3 separate regions of the Mus musculus genome follow, and all the other regions are linked to region 1. A link is a loop called in an ENCODE intact Hi-C map of the cell type or tissue named here. Cell type or tissue: heart. All regions are shown on one strand.

Region 1 (8,000 bases):
CATTTAGATCTTAACTCTTTGCTACGGATGCTTTGTCTGGAATATCTTACTGATGTGCTGACTTTGAATATATCCTGTTTATGGAGTGAGAGGGAATAATAACTGAGTGTCCTTTCATGAGGCTGATCCCTCATAGTGTGGTGGCAGCTTCCACGGGAAGGTGATCCATTTTGCCATTTAGTGTTTACCTCATTTCTGCTAATAAACTCCCCCAAATTGGCTCAAATGGACATTCCATTGGCTATCAGTGAAGAGACTAAGAGACACTTCCAGCTTGCACATTTCTTCTACTAGAAGGCTGGCGACAGAGCTTTGCAGGACTGAGCAGCCCCAGCATCTGGCACACAGACACTGGGAAAGACAGAGAAGACCTATCTAAGTGGATGATGTTTACGGATCCTACGTCAGTGGATTGCACAGCAGAGTCCCAGCCCCCAGCCCCCTGTTATCAGTACAGAATCCTGGGTCTCACCACACACCTACTTGATGGGTAGCCTTGGGAACAGGAGGATCCAGTTATCACCAGAATCCAGATGGTTCTCATGGCCAGTGAAAGTCAACTGTTTTCTCAGAGTGGGTGTCTAGAATGAGCCAAACAGACATCATGCATTAAATATCATGCATTAGATATCCAGATTAAGTTAGTGCAAGCTAACAATTGCTGGATGAAACATTGACCCCACACACACTTAATATATGTGTGTGTATACAAGTAAATGTATGTGTAGATACATTTAATATCTCATATCAAAGAAAAAGGAAAAAACAATTGAACTGAAATTGAACACAGGAAGTAAATAAATGATTTACTGAAAAAAAATCAAATGTTTAATATACATAAGACCTAACAGCTGCATGAAACCTGGACAATGGTCATTAAACAATCTGTTTTTCTTTAATTAGATTAGAATAATTAATATGCATAGTATGTGCTTTGTCTCAGATATTGTAGAGATTCTACTGACTTTGAATATATTCAGTTTATGGAGTAAGATGGGAAAAATAGCTGAGTGTTCTTTGATATGGCTGGTATTCACTCACCTTAAAAATGGACACTTAGAGTATTGGAATAGCTCTATTCTGAGGAATTAGCATATAGTATTTTTTATTAATTAAAAGCATACCTATATCTATAAACAGGAATAGTCTTATATTTATCATTTATATACACTTAAATTTTTACAACAATTAAAATATGTTCAATTTTGCTTTTGCACCAACATTTTGGCAACAGGTTACATGTGCAGGGGTGGGAAAGAGAAGGGTTAGTCATAACTTGTCAAAGTTCTCAGAACATGTAACTGGTACGCACTCAGTCCCAAATGGAATGCCCATATGACCCCCACCCCCACCCCCTGCAAGGCTCAAGAAACACCATGGAAGATGGGGGCATAAAAATGTAAGGACCTGAGTAAGAAATGGAGTATCTGTCATGGGGCACTGTCTTCTGTGCATGATGTGGCCGTTTTGTTCCTGAGCTTGCAGCTCTTCTGTGTACGAGACATGCACAAGATTGGACTCATCACCATCCTGCATTGGAGGGAGAAGAAGTTCACAAGGCCCCACCCCTTCCTAAAAGTCTGGCAGGCAGCTGATGGTTTCTAGGCAAAGAAGAAACATTTCTTTCGTGACATAAGGAGCCCATACTTCTATAAATAGCCCTTCCCTCATGTTCCTGTAAACAACCCTATTGAAACTCATTGGTGTGCTTGTGCGCTCTCTCTCTCTCTCTCTCTCTCTCTCTCTCTCTCTCTCTCATACACACACACATCATGACAGTAGAAGGGGTCTAGTTGGGAAAAGAAGGGGTAATGGGAGTGAATGTAATCAATTTGCATTATAGTCACACATAAAATGCCATAATGAAGCCCATTGTTAAATATAGTTAATATCTGCTAATAAAAACTTTTTAAAAAGATAAATTAATAAAATATTATACTATGTTATCTTTTGCAGAGTTGAAAATGGTGGCAGATATATATATCCTGATACGAAAAGCTCTCTAAAACACAAATGAAAGAGAAATTTGCAGCAAATTTTCTCACTTATGTAAGACAAAAATACATAATGTCTGCATACAAGTAGCACATACAATCTTCTATACAATATGTGTTTGGCAAATATCTAGCAAACTGGTAAATTTTACAATTTTATAACTTTTAAGATTCTTTGTTTGCTTGCAGTGCTGCGGACTAGTCATGTGGCTCTGTGCTTTTGATACAGGATGTGTATGGTACATGGGCAGGGAGCTACAGCCTTGCACACGCTAAGCAATGCTCTGCCACACAAGTACATACTTGGAAGGGTCTCTATTCTCTTTCGGTAGCTTGCTGTTCTGGGGAAAACATACCCCATTGGCCTTAGTAAATGATCTCAGCAATTGTTTGATGAATTACAATTATATAATTAATAAACTGGGCAGTTGGTGGCCAATTTCCCAGAGAGATGCCCAGTCAGGGCTCTCTCCAAGACTCATTGCCACCATAATGGTAAGGCACATCAGAGACAAACAAGCAGACATTGTAGGTCACCTTGCTTCTTAACCCCAGGTTTGATGCTCCAGATATTAGCATCTCAGTGCTCAGACATCCAGCCTACCGTTTGCTTCCATGTGCTCTGCCAGACCCTGGACACCCTGTGCCCCACCCTCCCCCAGCTCTGTTTTCAGTGCATGCTCATGTCCGTGTTTCCCAGTGATCCCTATAAAACTGTGACAGGAGTCTTGAAGCCAGATGTGCAATTACAAACTAAATGTTGGTGTCACACCCTTGATTGGTCTTTCAGGGCTCTTGCCTCAATGACAACCTTTTCTTTACCCAGCCTGCTAGGCTTCTCTCTGGCCTCGTACTCTCTTCTGTTAGTAAGTCACACAATTTCCAAGAAAACTTTTGATCCCCGGATGCTGCAGCCCCTGATCACTTGATCTGGCCCTACCCCATGCCTGGAGCAGTCTCCACTGACTTCTCCACATTGGCTCCATTTCTTTCTGGACAGACATGGAAAAGTGCCCTTTCTGGGGACATGCCAAAGTTCCCTTTAGTCCTTCTGCTGTCACTGGGAAACCTAAGGTCCTCAGATTTGAGCAATTTAAGAATCAGTATGGATCAAAGAAGACCAAGGCATACCTACTGCCTACATGAACCTGCCAGAACAAAGTAGTCATATCTTTATGACCTGGCATTCTGACCCTCAATCCTGTACTTGTGAAACTACTATTCCTGCCTTACCCTGATGTTGAGCCTGAAACCCAGGTGGGATCTCCCCCCCCCCTCCCCCCGGTCTCTCACAAGCAGGCAGTTATGGATGGAGGTGTTCCACTAGCTCATGCAATGCTCCCATCTGTATAACCTGCCCTTGCAGGACTGCGTAAGCTCTTGATACCAGGACATACTGCTTTCCCCCAGCCAGCACTCGTTTTTGTGATGTCATGATGCTGTTTTCCAGAGTTCTAGGTCATGGCAACCTGACTTTGGAAGTCATGAGTTAAAGCGTGTGTTTGCACTCTGAGCTGACTGTACAGAACAGGTCTCAGCTGGAACAGACAGGCCACTGTGGCACAGGCTTGCATTCTCACTAATCGAAGGGGGTGGCAGGATTGTGAGTTTGAGGCCAGCCTGGGCTGTATAGTGGGATCCTGTTGAAGAAGATCAGAAAAAGAGGGAGAGATGAGTGGGGAGCAGGACGAAGAGGAAGAGGAGGAGAGGGAGGAAAGGAAAGGGAGAGAGAGGGGAGGGAGAAGGGGAGGAGAAAGGGATGGGGAGAGATGTCCAGCAATCATAGGAGCCAAAAACTGCCTATAGTCATTCTGGGACCTTCTGAGCCAGCCTAGCAGTCTGGCCAGGTGCATCTTCCCCCCCCCGCCCCCCCCCCCCGCGAGGGATTACTGTCAGATTTAGAATAGAGAAATCATCTCACAAGTGTTCTAACCTGAGCTCAAGCATGAAGCGGCAGGTGTAAGAGGATGGCAACCCTCACCTACGGCAGGGCCCACTCCGCTTCTGTGCTTTGCCCCTCCATCTTGTTGCATCCTGATTTTGTTGCCTGGTTTTGTGTCCGGAGATCTTCATAGGCCAGGTGAACATCGCAGTGAAACGCGGTGGCTTTGTGCATAAGGGCTTCATTTTTCACAGCCATCCTTCTAATAAAAACTGTTTGAAGAAGGAGAGATTGAAGGTTTCTGAGGTTTAAGCCAGGTTGTCATCTAAATCATCATCTCTTCTGGACAAAGCAGCCATTGTCTGCGGGAGTTGGCATGACGGAGAAACCACAAGAGGGCGCACAAAGCCTCGGAATAAATGCTTCGTCTATCCTGGACGCTAAGGAGGCAGAATTGCCAACCCCAGCGCTGGAGGACTCTAACTCCTCCAGACATACGAATGTTCTAGAAGCCCTTCGAGGATGTTTTCATGGTTAGATAAAGAATAGCACTGCAAGTGCACAGAGGGGAGATGTAGGAGGAGTGTTGAGAAGAAAGGGAGTGATTGGCAGGAGAGAAGGGATAAGACAGGAAGACCAAAGGCAAGGAGAGAGGAGAGCCGGGTGGGTGGGAGGGACGGGTGGAGAGGAGACAGGAAAAGGAATGTCGCTTTTTATAGGGCCGAGAGACACGGAAGTCTGGTGTTTCTGTGGACCAGATGGTGTGGCAGGGGAAGGGACCAGGCTGCGGCTTCTCTGGGGGAGAAAGCTGGATGTCTCCCAGGTCTATGAAGTCTGAAGTATGGCGTGAGCTGTCTGAGTCTCTCAAGGGCTTTCCCAGCCTGTTTGCCAGCCTGCAAACTTACCCTTTCTTTGTTGTCACTTTAAAGTCACAACTTGCCTTGACCATGAACATCCATCCTCCTGGCAAACAAGGCCTCATTTTGACGTCAGCAGGCCATGAGGCAAGAGAAGGTGGGCCTGGTAGTAATGACTCCCAGCTGCTTCACGATCACATTTTATTACTGATTATGTAAAACTTTGAGATAATGGAAAAGGAAGTAAGTGGTTGGTTTTTGTTTTCCATTTAAAAATATGTCAGTCCAACAAGAATGGGTAATATTTTGCAAGCTCTTCCTGTATTTGGGGTAGAGATGTAACCTCTAACATTCAAGTGGCATGGGGAAGGAACTGGAATTATCTCTGTCACAGAGGTGAAGTGACTCACCCAAAGACACTTCGCAAGCAGCAAAGGCTGACTTCTGAGCCCAGATCTTGCAACTGCAGAGCCTGTAGCTTGACTAAAATTCATGTCTGTCCAGTGAGCCCAAATTTAAGAATCTATTTCCAAATACCTCTTTGTCATCCATGAATGGAGTTCTTAAATATCTTGACATTAGGACCCCTGTATAGTGTGTGTGTGTTTTAACCAAGTTTCTCAGAAAAAAACCTACAATCTCCATTGACCTTTTTTACAGAAATGATTAATTAGTTACAACAGACTACTGTGATTGGAGTGTTTTAAGCCCTGAGGCAAATTATCTTGGACTACTTTGGTGCCCTAAATAGTCAATTTTTTTGCCTGTTCTGAAAACATCCTGTAACTATTAGGTAAATCATTTTAGAATGTGCTATCAGGTCTCTGGCTTCCACTGATTCAGAAGCCATGAGGCTCAGCAGATACCATTTGAAACCTATAGCATTTGAAGCCTATAGCAGAAATGTCCCACTTTTCGGTAAGTACCTAATTCATGAAAAATGTCTTGAGTTATGACTTTCTTTTGTTGTGTTACTATAAAAAAACTTCATGAATCTGCTGTCATATTGCAACATGGAATCTAAAGTAACCTAAATCGGTGTTCCCAGGCCATGGTTACTCATATTTGTCTCCAAAATAAACTATCTCTTCTCTTTGAGATGAAGGCTATGTTTTCTACTTGACAGCAAAGTGTGACAGCAAAGTGTGTCCCATAAGTGTGTGTGTATGTATGTGGGTGAGCAGATGGGTGAGCAGGTGAATGGGCTGGTGGTGTGTGTGTGTACAGAGACCTACATCAGTATCTTTGTCCCTCACTCTTCACCTTGTAGTTTGAAACATGGTCTCTCACTGAACCTAGTGCATATAGATTGGCTTGACCAACTGACCAAGAAAGTTCCAGGGACTCTTGTCTCCTTGCCCTAGCATTCAGGCAGATACTCTGCACACCCAACTTTTTACAGGACTTATAGAGATGCAAATGGAGGTCCTAATGCCTGTTCTGACCATTTACCTACTAAGTGAAGATTTTTACCTGAGAAATTGCCTCGGGTTGCCTCTGTAGCTTTTATCTGTCTTTATTTCCTATATTATAAAATTAAAACAGGGAAGTCCCAATATTGAAACTTTACATTAAAAGATTGTCAGGCCGGGGGAGGAGGCTCAGTCAATAAAGTGCCTTCCATGCAAGCACAAGGACCTGGGTTCAGATCCTTCAGGTTCACAGCATCTTCACAAATCTAGAATGCAGCCATGTACAGCCTTAATCCCAGACTAGGGCCTAGGAAGGCAGAGGCAGATGGGCAACTGGAGCTTAATGGCTAGCCAGCCTAGCCAAATGGACAAGACCTAAGTTTAATAAAAGACACTGTCTCAACAACAACAACAAATTGGCAGTGCTAAGAATCAAACCCAAGGCTCTTTGCATTCTAGGTAAGTGCTCTAGACTGCTCTACAGCTCACAGATAATTACTAATCATTCAAGATGATAATAATAAACCTATCACATGTATGAACAATATAAATATTCTCACGAAAATATATTTCCAAAAGAAGTAGTAAAAGTACTCAGAAAAATGTTCAATTTTCTACTAAATATAAAGAACTATTATTTCCTATAGAACACACAGAAGATCACAAAAGAAAGACAGTCACGGAAGCCATTTTAAAATCCCACCGCTTACTGGGAACCACTGTTTTCTATCAGGAGAGAATGGAGCATTTCCTGCTGGGCTTTTGGGATCAGAGGACTTTCTCAATGAGGTGATGGAGCTGAGGAAGGGAAGGAGCAGCCTCCTGCCTGAAATCCCTGGCCAACCAGTTAAGTTCTTTGTCTCCCTTTTGAGGAATCTCTGAGAACTTTGCATGCTGGGAATCTGCAGTTTTCTCAGAGTTTTATGAACTTGCCAGGGAGCCTGTATTGATTGTACAGGGGTCTCAATGTCCCTGGCTCTTCACAGCTTTTCTAGAACACATAGAGTGTTCTAGAACAGCCTGCCTGCCTGTCCCAGCAAAGCAGTCAGTATGAAATCTGATGATCTGTAAAATATGAAATTTATAGAAACTTGGAGTTAGAAGAAATGCCAGAAGATACATAGAAGGCATGGTCAGTGAAGCTGGAACCACAGGGCTGCATTCCTTTAAAAGACAAACAACAACAAGGAAAGCCAGGCAGTGTAGAAATGTTTAATCCCAAGTCAATGTTTCTACCCCACCTTGATCACTCATTTCCTGGATAAAACACACAAGCACAACCTTTATATTTACAATAATCCTTAAACAGCACAAGAGCTGGGCAGGATCAACCCTCTATGCTACTAAAATCTATTTCCTATTGAGAACTGTGAGTTGTTACTTACTATGTTTTATCTGAGTTATTCTTAACTCCAACCGACTATCCCTTAGGGCCACGTTGTCTTGACTCCTAAACCATGGCATCTTTCTCTTCTTCCTCACCTTCTTCCCATCTTGTGGTTCTCTTCTGATCCCAAACCAGGGAACTCTAAACTCCGCCTGTGTCTCACCTGCCCAGTTATTGGCTGGCTGCGCCTTTATTCACTAATCAAAAATAACTTACGGGCAGGCTCACTGTGTCACTTAGGCCTAGTGCAGACTCTCTTGTCTCTGGGGCAACCAGGTCTTGGGTACCCGCACTTAGCATTATAATACACAGCAAAAGACCAAACCTCGTCAGCCAGGTGCCAGCACAGCTCTACTGGTGATCTTGCAAGCTCCTTAGCTCTCCGCTCATCAGTGGTTACCCAGAAGCCCTTGAAGAGATAGGATGGGTTGACAGCATGAGGAGAAGACCAGAAAACTTACTGAAAGA
Region 2 (8,000 bases), 470 kb after region 1:
AATGGTTAGCACCTGGGCCCATCAAGAAATACCTCCCAGAGAATGCCAGCTTTGAGTAGCCACTGGGAGCAGCCCTCTCAACCTTTGTATAGATGGCACCTCAGATGTAATGTAGCCCATTCTAACCTCAAACTCAAGGTTTCACTTCCCAAGTGTGGGGATAACAGGTGTGTACCACCATACCTGACTACTTTTCTATATTTTAATGTGGAAATTAAGCATAAAGAAGAGAAAAAATAAAAGACTCCTCACATTGTCCCTGTACCTGTAAACAGTGGTAGGAATGATTGGATGCTAAAGATGTTTTGACTCATTTTTTTAAAGGCACTAAACAATAGATACTAAAGAAAAAAATCATGGCATGTGGTATCCAGTACACCTGCTTGTTGTTCTTGAAGCGTTTGAACAAATTATTTTCCTAATTCACCTGAAGTCTTTAAAGGGAAGTTCTTAGCTGTTACCTAAAAGTAGAAGAATGGAGCAATAAATTTTGAATATAAATTTTATATCTATAAGACATTGTCTTACCTGGTACATATACGGAGCATTATTCGTTTATGAAAATACCTTACAGATATTCCTTGAAACAGGGAACTCCTGCCATTTGTTTAAAATGTGATGTGACCATTAGCTGGACTAGCAAAAAGTCTCAGTGGACAAAGAGCCTGCTGTGTAAGCTTGTATTCCTGAGCTGCATCCTCAGAACCCATGAAAAGCCAGATGGGAAGGCACTTCTCTATAATCCTGGCAAGGTGGAAGGTGCAGAGGGGAGAATCCTCAGAAGTGTGCCAGCCAGCTAGCCTGGTACCCAACTGTGCTCGGGAGACCCTGCCTCAAGGATCCAAAGGAGAGATGCTGCACCTCTGCCTCCACACCAAGGCATGCTTATGCCTGTAACACGCATGTATGCAGGCATGCACACCATAAAAAACTATGTCTCTGTGTAACCATTTCCCTGAGAATGTTTTAGGTGAGGTCCCCTGGTTCTTTTGGGGGTTCTCCCCCTCTTGTTTCCTCTCCTTTTTTGTAAAAAGAAAAAATATATAATATTTACTTTATGTATGTGAGTACACTGTTGCTGTCTTCAGACACACCAGAAGAGGGCATCATATCCCATTACAGATGGTTGTGAGCCACCATGTGCTTACTGGGAATTGAACTTCGGGCCTCTGGAAGAGCAGTCAGTGCAGCACTTTTAACCGCCGAGCCATCTCTCCAGCCCATGTTTCCTCTTACTCCCTCCCTGCTAAGTCTTCTCCCTCTGCACATTTTGGTCTTTGTTCTCTGAGGCTCTCTGTCTTTATATTCAGTCTTCAGCCTAGAACATTGGTTTTTGTTTTGTTTGTTTTGTTTTTGTAAGGACAGGTCTCACTACATCGCCCAAACTGACCTTGAACTCAGTCTTCACGATTCAGCCTTCCTAGAGATGTGTACCACCACACCCACCTAGCACAGGGCAGCTCAAAAGCACCAGGTTTCTCCCTAGTTCCTGTGGAGGACAGAAGTTTCCTTCCTAGTCACTGTGAAAAAAAGCAAGGATGGAGAGGGAAAGGAGGTACCCATGGATTTTTCTACATCATCCTGTGGCTTGCAAGGTCATCATTTGCCATCTTAGTAAGTTTTTACATACTTGGAGAAATTGGGAAATTTTCCAGCATTAATTCTGTATAAGTCATCCAATGGTCTGTGACTCAGCTGCCTTTCCTTGCACATGCAATCTTCACATGATACCTACAATGCCCAGAATGAGAGCATACTGAGCAGTTTTCCTCAGCAACATAGCTGTACAACATGTAAGCTGTGGCTCTTACCAGAGTTGTCCATGGGATGGTTAACCAGAGTTAACCAGAGTTAACCATGGGATAGCAGTTTCCATATTCTTTGACCATGTTCTGTGATACTTCTAGAATGGTTAGTTTCAGTTGTCAGCTTGTCACAGTGTAGGATGACCTCGGAATGCAGTCTCAGTAAGACACTATCTAGATTAGGTTGGCCTGTGGGCATGTCTGTGAGAGCGCCTAGTAGTGAGTGCTTAGAGGGAAGACTCACCCACTATGGGTGGCACCATTACCTAGGCAGGGAATCCTGAATTGTGAAGTGGATAAAGTGATATGCAGGCTAGCATGCATGCATGCATGCATGTGTGTGTGCATTCATTCAATCATTCATTCATTCATTCATTGCTCTCTGCTTTAGAGTGAGTCGGGTATGGCTAATCACTTCCTCTTCCTGCTGCCTTGACTTCCCCGCAGTGATGGACTGTAACCTGGAACAGTGAGCCATGTAAACCTTTTCTCCCTTGAGTTACTCATGTAACTCTGGGCTGCAGAGTTACCGAAGGTGAAGCTGAGACGCTCTGTCCTCCTGTGGCTGACACAAACCTTCGTTTTCCTTATAGGATGTGCTTTATTTATTATGTCATCAAGAGATTCCTGAGCATTCCCCCTCGTTTATAAATCAAGTTGGACTTTAGCACCCCTGCTTCCAAAATCTAGAACATTCAGATTTCTAATGCCAAGTTAAGTAAGAATCCTAATGCAATTGTGAACAAAGAGTTTGTTTGTAGTGTATACGGCAGAGTATTTGTAAGATGTACCTGGGGTCATTTCTCTTTTTTTTTTTTTTTTAGTGTATGGGTGTTTTGCCTGCTTGTGTGTCTTTGCACCCTGTGCATGCCTGGTACCCACAGAAGCCAAAAGAGAATGCCTGAACCCCTGGAACTGAAGTCACAGATAACTGTTAGATGCCATGTGGGTGCAGGGAATCTAGCTTGGGTCCTCTGGAAGAGCACCAAGCACACTTAACCAGTGAACCATCTCTCCAGCCCTCTGTTTTCTGAATTTGCTCATTGTGTTTATTCATCAAATGCTCTTGACATGCTAGACACACGTGCTGGGATTTGATCATGAACAAAATAGAAACGGGGTCTCTTCACGGAGCTTATCGTGTGCAAAGATGCTACTTGACTGAGTAGAGAATCCTATGTGACTAAACCTGGAAAGATGACTGTTGGCTGGAATGATAAGCTTCTGGGCTGCAGAGAATGAATGGGGGAGATGAGGTGCCTACATATCGTGTGGAGTGGGAAGGTGAGAAGAATGACTTTTGTTGAGGCTCTGAGCCATATGTGTAGGCACACAATGGAGGAAGAAGCCAGACAGGAACCTGGCAAGTTGAGAACAGGCAGCAGTGCCCTTGCTTCAGCACCCGCACTGCGCAGCTATGGCGCTCTCTCAGATCCCCATCCAGAACTCCAGCCAGTGGGTAGAATGTTCTCTCCTTCAGAACTCCTGGTCCTTAGGTCTTTCTAGACTAATAGTATCAAATGCAGTTTGGCAACGCTGATACGGTAAAAGACAGGCTTTGATATAATTTGTGGGCTCGTTTGTTTATACACTCGGGAGTTGGAAGTTCATTTCATCTGTGTTCATCAAAGAGCCCCATGGGAAAAGTAAGTACAGCTGACACTCGTGAACAAAATGCATCCGAGTTGATTGTTTGTGCCCCACTATCTACTCTGGAGGCAAGGAAATTGTAGTGTATAACCTGTGTGGGCATATTTCCAAAACTGAAGCTTGTCAGTTCCCCGAGTACTGCTCCTTAGCATTGGTCACTATGGGTGGTACCACGGTGAGCCAGGCTGTCTGTGGCTGTGTACAGATCTCCATCTTGGCATTCCTTGTTGTTTGTGGTACTAGGGATGGACCCTTTGGCTGAAAGGTCATGTGCTTTATCAAGGATAAGAATGTGAGTGGAGGAGTTGATCAGCCAGTACCGGCCTCAAGGGAAAAATCCAGGTATGCAAGATGATGCTTGCCGTAGAGTGAGCCGCAGAGCAGACTTGACTGTTAGACGTTCCAAGCAAGGGAGAGATCGGTGTGATGTTCCAGTTTCCTACCTAGGTCTTGAGTGACAGCTAACATCACGTCATTGATAAGTGTTCAGTACAGACTGGTGTGGGGTCTTTTGACATCCTCTAACTTGCCATCCTCACAGCTGTTTGGGTACTCAGTTTCTGGAAGATGAAACTAAGACTGCTCATCCACCTTCTACTACTGGCAAACAACACACTTTTTAATCCCTTCAATTGCTGTGGGAAATTTCCTTTTCAACCGAGAACTATTAACCACCTGTTGTGCATTAGCAAACCTCAAGTCCATTTATTGGTTTGAAATTAAGCTCCACTCATCTGATTTCAAGTAACAAGCTGAGGAGAAACTCCGTGGGAAAAAAAAAAATAGACTGAGCTCAAATATACATCTCAGCTGTTACCTGTAAGGCAGGGGAAATCTGAAGCATCTTGGACATCTGTCAGGACTGCAGAACTAAAACCAGCTGCAGTGACAGATGCTGTGTAGCTCCAATGAGCAAGATTGAGAACTTTTTTCTTCTTTCGCTAATTAAATATTCCTAGAGTTGATTACTAATAATGTTTATCACTAAAAAATCCAATTAGAATGTTTTTGTTAAAGTGTTGTTGTTGTTGTTGTTGTTGTTGTTTAAATCAAACAGTGTAACCCTTTTTAAAGACTCAAAATAGGGGTTAAAGAGATGACTCTGTGACTTGTTTTGTAAAGATCAAGTTTGAATCCCCGATGCCCATGTAAAAAGCCAAGCATGGGAGCGTGTACCTGTAACCTCAGCACTGAGGTACATGTATGCAATACACATGCACATGCACACAGGCACACTCCCCAGAATAATCCAAAATACAACCCTTAAAACATTGGTAGTCATCCTTCCAGGCATCTGGTGCAGGCAAATGGGTAGGGTGTTTACAACATTGGATTTGGGGTGTTGGTACTATGCTGGAGGTTTAATCTGTGTCATGGGCTCATTTAGACACACACACACAAAAGGCTCATTTAGACACACACACACACTCACACACACACACCCATTTTAAAGGTCCCTGTGGTAGTTTATCAATGGCTACTTCCAAGAGGAAGTAGCTCCCTCTTGTGGCTCATTGGCGTATGACCCAAGTCATGCTGTGTTTTTGCAACCCTGGGACTTGATGGCACCTAGCACCTAGTCAAAGAAAGCTGACTTGTCGTTAACTCAGGGCCCCTTCATACCCACTGAAATCAAGATGGAAAGCAGAACACCCAAGCTTCCAGCACCAGACTCCCAGCATCCTCTTCTTCACCCTCTGCCTCACTACCCTCAAAGGTCTTGATCTAGTGGTGAATCATTCTCAGGGGAGGGGGAGGAGGACAGAGGTGGACAGTCCTTCACTTCAAAGGGGTTTCCTTTCTTGCCTTGAGCCACTGTGTTCAATTTTGACATTACAGATTAGTTGGGCTACTAGGAAAAGAATATCTTTAGTGGTAAGATTAAATGTTCAGATTTATATATAGAGAGAGAACACAGATCTGATAGGTGAGCAGCATAAAGCAGCTTAAATGTTTTCCGAAAATAAAACCTCAAGAATTGGACATTTCTACTTTATATAAACGATACACCACGTTTTGACAGCTACTTTTCCTTTCTCTCTCTCCTATACAGTATATAGTGGAATGTCATGGGGTCACACTTCTTCCTCAGTTCTTGGGAATGTACCGGCTTAATGTCGATGGAGTGGAAATATATGTGATTGTTACAAGGAATGTGTTCAGCCACCGGCTATCTGTATATAGGAAATACGACTTAAAGGTGAGGTTGACTTTGATAATTTTCAATAAGTTTCACGTTCATTTGCACAAGCCTACTCGCCCATATTGTTTATGTTATCATGTGAACAAAATGGTCAGGGTGCTTCAAGAGCTTGAATCTAGCAGGCAGTTGCCAGCACGTAGGATTAAGCAGCCCATGTTATTACAAGCATGTCAGCCACATGCCATGTAGTACCACATGCCATGTAGTAGCTAAGTGCTGGGGATAGTTTATGAGTTAAACAGACCAGGGACAGCAAGGTGGCCCAGCAGGTAAACTGGGGGCACTTGCCCCCTAAGCCTCATAGCCCAAGGTCACTCTTCAGAATCCAGGCTAGAAGGAAAGAATTGGTTCCCAGAAGTTGGCCTCCTGTCCTCTACTTCACGTGCATAAAACACACACATACGATGATAAAAGAAAACCGAACAGATCTTTAAGTAGGGATGATTACTATCATTATTATTGATTATTATTGATAAATAATGAGCGCTGTGGATGGAAATGAACGGGGGGAACGTCACACTAGTTTTTATTAACAGTAAACAAGCACTCTACTACTAAGCCACAATCTCAGCCAGTTTTCCTCTTATTTTGAGACAAGGTTAGCCCAGGCTAGCATTGAACTCATCCAGAAGCCAACACAGACCTTGAGTGTTAACACCTTGCCTCAGCTTGCCTAGTGCCTGGGACCACAGGCCTGTACCACCAGGCCTACCAAGGCATACATTTCCAGCTAGGATGTTAGGTAAGGTGCATCTGGAAGGGTGGCATTGGTCCCATCTCAAGAGAAATGACAAAGGGAAAAGCCTGAGATCAGACATACCAACAATTTAAAATGAGACCACTGGAGAATTCTGAATTCAGTGACATGACCTGACTTTTAGACAGCCAACTCTGACAGTGTATGTATGCCAAGACCAAGAGGGGTTGCATCTTTATAAAGTTCTGTTGCTGTGTCATCACGTGCATGGTTTCTGTGTTATCTATGCTCTCACACTGTACGGGGCACCGTGAGCAGTGACCAGAGATACTGTATGGACCATGAGGCTAAGATATTTACTCTCTGACCCTGAAAAAGTTCATCTTCCCCTGATCTGTGGTACTCAGTTCTAAGGATTTTGGTTTTTTGTTTGTTTGTTTGTTTGGTTGGTTGGTTGGTTGGTTGGTTGTTTTGTTTTGTTTAATCTTAGGATTCATTCACATGCACAAAAGAGCACCCTAAAAAGCTTTGCCTTCTGTTGGTTATGTCTAGATATCTACAGTATTAGAAATAGAAGCAGGGCTGGAGAGATGGCTCTGCAGTTAAGAGTACTTGCTGCTCTTCCAGAGGACACGAATTTAGTTCCCAGGATCTGGCGGCTCATAACCACCTTTAACTCCCACTTCCAGGGGGTCTGACACCCTCTTCTGGTCGCCCCCATAAACCCTTACATATAAATATATAGGCTCCCTTGTATTCCCTTACATATAAATAAGAATAAATCTTTGCTTGAAAGAAATTTATGAGAAACACTAAACTATTGATATTTATAGTTATTTTAAATAATATTAAACTACTACATATTAATGAATTTTTATGACAGCTGTATTTTTCAAAAGCAAAATATTAGTGAGTCAAGCCTCATGGTTTTACAGTTCTTTCTATTAATTAATTAATTTATTTATTCACCTCACATCTGGAATTCTGCACCCCTTCCTCCCCTCACACAGCTCACCCCCATGGCTTTACATTTTGTTTTAGTTAAATGTGTCCTTTGGCTTTCGTGTTTGTATATGGTGCACTCCTCCCGACGCCTCCTTCCCTCCTAGTCCTCTCCTGCCCCTGATTTCAGGGCTCTGTACTGTGTGGATTCATTAGGGACAGTTGAAATGTCCTGTCCGATCCTGCTGTCAATACTTAGCGGTATTTGCATGAGTAACTGGGAAAAACAGCTGAGTCCACACAAATGTGTAGTTGGGAAGGAGAGATGTGGAGTTTGGGGAGTAATTGTAGATATTCTTTAATAACACACCAAGACTTAATGTCAGTGCTATCTTAGTTAGCCTGGAGCATTTGTACCCTGTTCATTAATACCCGTGGTCAGTTGCAAGCACTGGTCCCAGTGTGTGGTTTTATAGTCATACCTGTTTCACTGGAGACATAGCGGTTCCTTAATTAACACAGGTTCTCTTAATGTTGACATATTGAATTACAGAGTATCAAAAATCATGTGACCATCCCTACTGGTCACATAGAAAGCCTTCCATGCATGGGAACCTGAGGGCAGATACAGTTTTCCAAAAGTCTGGTTTTCATTTGGTAGCCCATTACCACTGACCTCAAAGTCCCATCAGCCATGCTGGAA
Region 3 (8,000 bases), 990 kb after region 1:
GTAATTATAGAATCACCCTTTTCAGAAGCTAAAACAGCTTCATTTGTCCATTGAACTCCTGAATATATGCCTATTGTATGATGCATGTAATTTAGTTTACCAAGCTCTGTAAAATAGAACATACCCATTTGCCAAATTTTATTTCTTTGGGTATCTTCAAGGTTATTTCCATAGAGTTTGGTTATATAAAGAATAAGTAGGACATTTCTGCAGAATTTTCTTGGCTTAATGCTAAGAGATAGAGAATTCTTTTTAAAAATCTTTGTTGTTTCTTTGTAGTATATATTCTATCAACAGTTGATCAATTTCATTATTATTATTTTGTGCCAGGGGACCTAGCAGACTTATATGGGATTTGATGTTTGTTTTATCTATAATGGATGATTCCTATTTCTGATTATTTGTTGTAGCAAAATAAACAGCGAAATCAATTTAGAATAATCATGAATAAGTTTAGTAGTCTTTATATGTAAAACAATTCTTTTTACATATTGAGAGTCAGTTATTATACAAGGAGACTCTTAAAAATCTAATATAAAAGCCAGGTGTGGTGGCGCACACCTTTAATCCCAGCACTCGGAAGGCAGAGGCAGGCGGATTTCTGAGTTCGAGGCCAGGCTGGTCTACAGAGTGAGTTCCAGGACAGCCAGGGCTATACAGAGGAACCCTGTCTCGAAAACAAACAAACAAACAAAAAAATCTAGTATAAGGATTGCATATATTTTTTATTTTTGAATCCATTTATAAGAACTCTCAACTATCTATATCTTTTGATTTATATCCTGTGTTTTCTGATTTATCTGCACCAATTTACATTGAACTCCAGAAATTGGAATCCTTTTTATTATACGAGGTATAATCTAATTAGTTCTTTTTATAAACTGAAGTTGTTTGCTTTTAGGGTATTTGTTGTTAATCTTTCCCAAAAATTATTGCAAGCTCTTTGCCAATGTACATCTTGAGTCCATAATGAGGCAATCTCCACATTATTAAAAGGTACCATAATTTTAGTTGGATCCATTTCAGTTGGACTCTTCTATATGCTGAGCCTCCAGCTGCTTTTGGACTAGCTATTCTAGTGCCTGTATTATTATTTTTTTCTGTCTGTCATAGATTTTTATTCAATCCAAATGAGTTGGCCAGTTAACCATCTTAGTAGTAATGTTGTTGGTGTTTCACATCAGCTGTGGCTCTGAAATGTCAGTCTCTGCTGTATCTTGTTTATGGACACCCTGGATAGTTTGTAACTGTCTTTGATAACTTTTTTTTTTTAGGAGCCTGACTGGTTTTGTGGCCTATCTCTGAAGTTGAAGGGACATTAATTTGTTTTCTATTGTAACAGATCTCTTTCCCACAAGTTTATGGCTATTTCAGCCATGTATGGCCTAAATTTTCTTATTTGACCTTTAGGTCTGTATATTTAAGCCATCTGGTGCTTTGCTTTATTGGGCTAAAGTTCCAACTTCTTGAAATTGAATGTCCACCTCTTGAAGTGGCCAATCTGAAGGCCAAGATTTTGGAGAGATAATGTTGACATCTGCTACAGTGTTGACCATTCGTTGAATTTCAGTATAATTTATAAATAGCTTTAGCTTTGGCCTTTGATACTCTATAGAAGTTTGCCAAAATATTCACTTTTGGGGGCCCCTTTTAGGTCTCTTGGTTCATCTATAGAATTTGTCTTGACTTTGCTATTTGGTCTTAGAGTGAGCAGTTGTATTTAATTGTCTTGTGGAAAAGAATTTTCCCTGTTTGGCATTGGGGTTTACAAGAGGGCTCCCTGGGAGTTTTTGATAAGGAGTTACTCCATTTGTCTGTTGTTGATTTATATTCATTGATCCAATGTCAGCTTTTGCCACATCTCTTACATATTCCAGGAGGCATAGGCTCCCTTTTGGAATCAATTTGGTTTTCTTTGCAATATTTTATTTTATTTATTTATTTGTTTTTAAATGACCTTGTTCACCATAATTAAGACATTTGAGATTTTGGATTGTTTCAAGGCCTTTAGTGGTGGCTTTTCCTATTAAGGTCATAGGAAACAAGGCCTAACATCAACTGTATTTCTAATCTATTCATCTATTCATGTTGACCTTACCCTTAGTGGTCTGATTACTTCCTTGCATTCTGCATTCACATTTTCAAAAGCTGAAGACTCAATTAGTGCCTTTCTTATTAATGGATCCAATATATTTCTTCCTACAGCTGAAGTCAATCTTTGCAAAATGTCAGTGAATGTTTTTTTTAGACCTTGCATGACCTGAGAAAATGGTTTAAGTCCTTTCCCTGTTTCTTCTACCTTGTCCCAGGCATTTAAGTCTGCCAAGCAGCATAATGTCAAGGTTTCTTCATCATATTTGATTTGCATCTCTATCTCAGCAAAACGACCAAAATCACTAAGCAGTTGATGTTTAGAAAATTGATACCTCTGACTTTATTTTGTTGTGCTATCTATCTATCTCCTTAGCCTCTTTTCTCTACCATGAGAACTACTGTAAATATGATCCAGGTTCTAATATTGCTTTTCTCATATCTTTCCCATCCTTGGGGGTTATTTTTATTTTTGATAGCCTAAGAAGTCAGGACTTGTTTTACAAATGGTAAATGTATTCCAAAATTAGTGAAATTTTCCTTAATTTTTTTAGCTGTAAAATATCTATGGATTGCCATTTAAATGGAATATTATTGTCTGTTAGTCTCTGTTGTATATTATCCGGATAAACTAAAATTTGCTTTTTAATAATCTTTGGTTGGTTTTTTCTAATTTTATCTTCTGTCTCTACCTGAGTATTTTCCTTGATTAATATATTGTTTCTCTCTTAAGGGCTGTGCCAATATTTCCTATCTCTCCAGTGCTTGTTTCTCTGTCATCCTGGCATTTTCTTCATTATAGTAACCTCTTCTTCAAAGCCTGCTCCCATGTCTTACATTTTTCCTTTTGCTGTTTGTTCTTTTTGTTCCATAAGTTCTTGTATCCTCTCTTCAGAGCTCTGCTTCCATATTTTATTTTACTTTGTATTGCAATTCTGATATTCTAATGTTTATTTTGATCAATTAATTTTAATAAAATATCCTCCAGGCCTTGCTTCCAAATATCATTATTTTCTCTCTACTGTTCAGTCTGATCTGTAAAATTCTGCATCTTTTGTTCTAGCATCTTTTCCAGCTCCTGTCTCTAACATTCATTTTCCTCGCTCTGTTGCTTATCGCATGAGCGATAAATTCCAGTACCTTTTGTTCCAGTGTTTCCTCTAGGCTGTATTGTCAAGTCTTAAATTTCTCTCTCTGTTCTTCATTCTTTTCTATAAATTCCTGTATCTTCTATTCTAAGCCCTGCTTCCATAATTTTTATTTTTCTTTATGTTGTAATTCTGATATTGTAACATCTTATTTATTTTGATTTATTAACTTTATTAAGTTATCCTCTGGGCTTTGCTTCCAAATATTATTGCTATCTCTCTGTTACTAAGTTTGATCTATGAAATTCTGAATTTTTTGTACTATAGTCTTTTTCTAGCTCCTGTTGCCAATTTTCAGCCCATTTCTCTTCCTGTCTTCATACTCGGGTTTATAATTTTCTGAATTCTCTCTATTGCCTTACCACTTTCATAAAATCTTTACATCCCTTTTCTAAAGCTAGTGAATTTCTTTTAGGGACTTGTTTTTTTGTGAAGACATAGAAAATGAAGATGGTTATTAGGATAAAACTGAAACTTAAGATTGTAATAATGATAACTGGCAAGTTGTCAGTTGCCTTTAAATCTATCCCTTTCAAACTGTTCAAAATAGCATCACATAAAATCTAGAATGTATTTGTCTTAGTTAGGGTTTCATTGCTGTGAAGAGACACCATGACCAAGACAACTCTTGTAAGGACAACATTGAATTGGGGTTGCCTTACAGGTTCTGAGGTTCAGTCCGTTCTTATCAAGGCAGGAAGCATGGCAGCATCCAGGCAGGCATGGCAGTGGAGGAGCTGAGTATTCTACATCTTCATCAAAGGAAGCCAGGAACAGACTGTCTCCCAGGCAGCTAGGAGAAGGGTCTTAAAGTCTACCCCTACAGTGAAACATTTCTTCCCACAAGGCTACACCTCCTCCAACAAGATCACACATTCTAATAGTGCCACTCTCTGGGCCAAATATTCAAACCACCACAGTATTTTTTATTTGTCACCTTTAGATGTCTTTTTTTTCCCCAGAATTATCAATTTATAGTTCTTATTACCTGATCCAGAGCTTCTTGTACCTTTGTCTCCCTCTGGTGTTTGATTCAGGACATTCCAGTCCTTTCTGATTCTTCTATTCATAGGTAGGGGCTGACTAGAAAAACTGAGGTGTCTGTGCTTCTGAGCTATTGCTGTTTTTTATTTGGGGTTTCTGGGTTTTTTTGTTTTTGTTTTTTGTTTTTGTCTAGAATGCAACCTGCAGTACAAGCTGTCTGGAGAGCAGGTCTGGCTGTCCTGTTTAAACATGTGCCTGTGAGAAGGCTTTGAAAAGTTAGCAGCCATTTTTCAGCTGCTGATCTTCAGCTGTGTATCAAGTAGCCATGACCCCAGCGTCTGTGGTCCTTTTCTGGGGCGAAGGGAACTCCAACTGTGTTGTGACATTGGTGCCCCCTAACATCCCAGCTCGGTGCTGGTATGCTGCCTTTTGTTTGGGGTATGTGCAGGGGTGTATAGCTCTCTGTACACCCTGAGACCCACTCAGCATTTGCTTTTGACCTTGCTGCAGCTTTAGAACACAGCTCTGGTTGTTTATATTTGAGGGTCGGGGTGGGGTGAACTTTTATCTCAGGTTAGTTTAGTTCTAAGCCCCACGTTGGGCGACAATTTGTTGGTGGATTTTCCAGTCCTAATAAGCCAGTGTAAAAGACACACAATCCAGATATTTTAATTATAAGCCATATGCCTAGATTGGGCAGATCTAAGACTATCCTAACTTATTCCCCAGCTGTGAGGACCCTTGTTACTTTCTTTTTCTCCTGGCCATGTGGTTCTAGTCCATGCTGGCTTCCTCCTCCACTGTCTTCTTCTTGTCCCTCTCTCTCTACCTGTAATTCCCTCTCGGGCCTCCAGTCTCACCATTTTCTCCACTGCCCAATCACAGTCTCTAACCTTTTATTGACCAGTTAAATTGGGGAGAAGTTTCACGATGACATCACTTGAGTACATAATGGTCTGCTCGTTGGGGACAACCACCTCTTGTGGAACCAGTATTAGCATAGAATACAAGCAACATCAGGCCAGCCTACTACAGAAAAAGTATATATTTGCTTATGTGTGAATGTTAGCTGTTAGGTTTTAGATAACAGGCTGTAATCTGTATAACCACAGAGGTTAAGTATAGACTAAGGGACTACTGGGGAGGGAAGAATCTCTCTAGGAGGGAGAAATAGAATAATAGTTTTCTGTGGACAGGGGCATGGGTAACTGTAACAGGAGAACCAAATGGGGAGGGTGAGGGAAGAGGTAGGGTAAAGGATGAAATATGGGAAGGGATAGTTAGAACTAAGGGCCATTTAGGGGTTATATAGAAACCTACTACAATAGAAGGGGCTTTAAATATATACATGTATGAAAGAAATCTAAATTGGAATTACCAAATAACAAAGGAGGCAAAGCCCCAACTAGGCATCTCTGTCTACAAAATGAAACTTTCAGTGTTGAAAATTGGTTATATCTAATTGAGTTGTTGGATACAGAGGCATCATTGAAACCCCCAAATAACCCAAGTTATTGCCAAGGCTATTGGTTGTTTTCAAACATTGATGGCAATGTCCTCTTGTTGAAGATACACCTACATAACTTACTGAATATGGAGAAGTTGGGCTGGTCCCTACCTAGAACTGACTAATGTTCACAGTATTGAAAATTACTCTGCACATTACCAGAGGAGAAAGTTAAAACCAACCCAGATACAAACACTGTGATCTACAATGATGATGATCTGCCTACAGGATACACTGATGCAATAATGGCACAGAAGTTGTGGGACCACTCTCTGCTTGAAACTAAAGTGTATTACATAAGATGGAACCCATTCCCACCCTGCTCTAGTGGCCAATTAACCTGGGACTAGATAGGTTATGGACCCAGGGGAAACCAAATAGTACTGTTCTGCTAAAGGAACATAGCAGTACAAAGACTCCTAACGACATTCTACTGTACTCATAGATTAGTATTTTGTTCAGCCATCATCAGAGATTCTATCCAGTTTATAGACTGTGACAGCATGCACAGAGCCTGACAGGGGAAGTGGACACAAGCCTTCATCCTTAACCCAGAAGCTATCTGTAGTTGATTCCTCTCACAAAGGAAGGAAAAATTGGTTTTCAACAAGGGAGGAGTCTCACAGGGTTTTTGAACCATACTTCAGGGCAGACCCCATCCCAGCATTAAAGCCAACAGAAAAAGCCATAATGCTATTTTTTGAGGGTTTTGTTTGTTGTTTCACAATGCTTTGTGTGGAATATTTTTTCTTCTTCAAATCTTTTACATATATTTCTGATGGGGTGTGTGTCCTTTTTGTGTGAAATGTGTGTGTTTCATTGACCATATGTGTTTCTTGTGTTTTTTCTTGGCTCCCCCGATGCACCTAACCTCTGAACTCCTATTTATTTTCTCCTATTCTGGTTTGTTTGTTTTTATTTTATCTTACTATTTTTTTTAGATGCGTGTCTGTACTCTACTGAGAGAGAAAGTGTGTGGGTTTTGGTTGGTGGGGAAGTATGGGGAGGATCTGGGAGGAGTTGGAGGAGAGGAAACCGATAAACAGAGTTTATTGTATGAAAAAAAGTCTATTTTGAATTAAAAAAACTGTAGTCATCTTAGACATGAAGCACTACATATCATTTTGATTTGCGCTTTCTAGTGACTGATTTTGCATTGTCTCAATTCTACTGAGTCCACTGTGCTGCCAGTATGTGAATGAGTATGGGGCCATCTACTGGAGTGCAGGGATGCTCTCAGGGAAGTATCCCTTATGAAAACTGGCTTTCCTTTCCCAGCAGGCATCAGTTCTTAATAGGAGGACTTCATGGCCCCTCCCTCAAATATACTGGTTTGTTTTAACTTGATCTAGCACAGGTCTTGTGCATACAGTAAAAACTAATGTGACTACATATGTGCAGTTGCCCTGTTATGACCAGAAAACACTGTTTGATGATAGGCATCACTACTGCTGGTTCATATAGTCTTTCTGCCTCCTCTCTACTGTGCTTCCTGAGCCTTTGGAAGAACAGGTTTTTGATGCAGATGTCCTGTTTAGAGCTGAACATTCTGGAATCTGTTATTCTCGACAGTTTGACCAATTGTTGATTTCTGTGTTCATTGCCATCAACTACAAAAGTAAGCCTCTCTGATGAAGATTGAGAGATGTACTGATTTATGGTTATAAAGATAAGTACTTAAGGGACAGTTTAATACAATATCCATTTAGTAGAATAATAGTAGTAGGTTCTCCCCTAGGACCTATGATCTACCCAGCCACATATTCTTGGCCCTGGTAATGGTGTCAGACATAAGAGTGGAGGAAGCCTTAAAGTGGTGGTTGCTCCTGTAACATTTGTATCACACTTGTGGGCATGTCTTGTCAGCCAGTCAGTGTAGCTCAGAGGACTCAGAGTTGGGAAGAACTACTGGTTACTTTGCTTCTGCCCGGCCCTGAGGCATCCAGAAGTTCCATAGTGCAAGTTCCAGCACTATGAAAGATGGCCAGTAGAATTGCAGCTTCCAGATAGGTTCTAGCATGACTTCCCAGAGTTCTGTGACTCACGTATAGAGTATCTTCATCATCGAGTCTTATTGTGAAGTCTTATTGGAAAGTAATAAATAATAGCCTGTAATGTTTGGGGGGTTTATGCAACCTATGTTTTGAGCCAACAGCTCAAAAAGAGGTAGTCTATTTCCTGATTTTGGGATTTGTATTTGGTAATGTATCATGTCTAGTTGGAATATTGTTCTTGTATTATAGAATAGTTGGGTTTGAAATCTTTTTATA

What was found. Peaks named below come from ENCODE experiments on the same cell type or tissue, not always from the same donor. Only the 100,000 strongest peaks of a DNase experiment are listed, where the experiment ranks them.
Region 2: it touches region 1 in a loop (7-fold over the local background); 20 of 42 quality-filtered maps call a loop at or near these places.
Region 3: it touches region 1 in a loop (2.5-fold over the local background); 4 of 42 quality-filtered maps call a loop at or near these places.

Annotation. Positions count from the first base shown.
Region 1 is chr2:19,341,095-19,349,094 of GRCm38, reverse strand. 4930447M23Rik (RIKEN cDNA 4930447M23 gene) reads right to left here and starts at 4,778. Exons shown (of 4, transcript NR_126563.1): 1 at 3,976-4,778; 2 at 1,408-1,530; 3 at 484-581. In heart, a CTCF peak has its summit at 4,258 (motif pointing right); DNase peaks (open chromatin) are centred at 4,294 and 4,804; H3K4me3 peaks cover 571 bases; H3K27ac peaks cover 504 bases.
Region 2 is chr2:18,869,939-18,877,938 of GRCm38, reverse strand. Pip4k2a (phosphatidylinositol-5-phosphate 4-kinase, type II, alpha) reads left to right here. Exons shown (of 10, transcript NM_008845.4): 5 at 5,509-5,655. It overlaps Gm33534 (a long non-coding RNA gene), which reads left to right. Exons shown (of 2, transcript XR_374031.3): 1 at 1-3,089; 2 at 3,699-4,555. Among named protein-coding and RNA genes, the nearest start is that of Gm33534, 5.1 kb to the left of the region's middle. In heart, a CTCF peak has its summit at 4,978 (motif pointing left); a DNase peak (open chromatin) is centred at 4,978.
Region 3 is chr2:18,351,762-18,359,761 of GRCm38, reverse strand. The region is part of intron 1 of Dnajc1 (DnaJ heat shock protein family (Hsp40) member C1); the gene reads left to right. Among named protein-coding and RNA genes, the nearest start is that of Dnajc1, 37 kb to the left of the region's middle. In heart, CTCF peaks have their summits at 4,264 (motif pointing left) and 6,947 (motif pointing left); no DNase peak of the experiment used is centred here.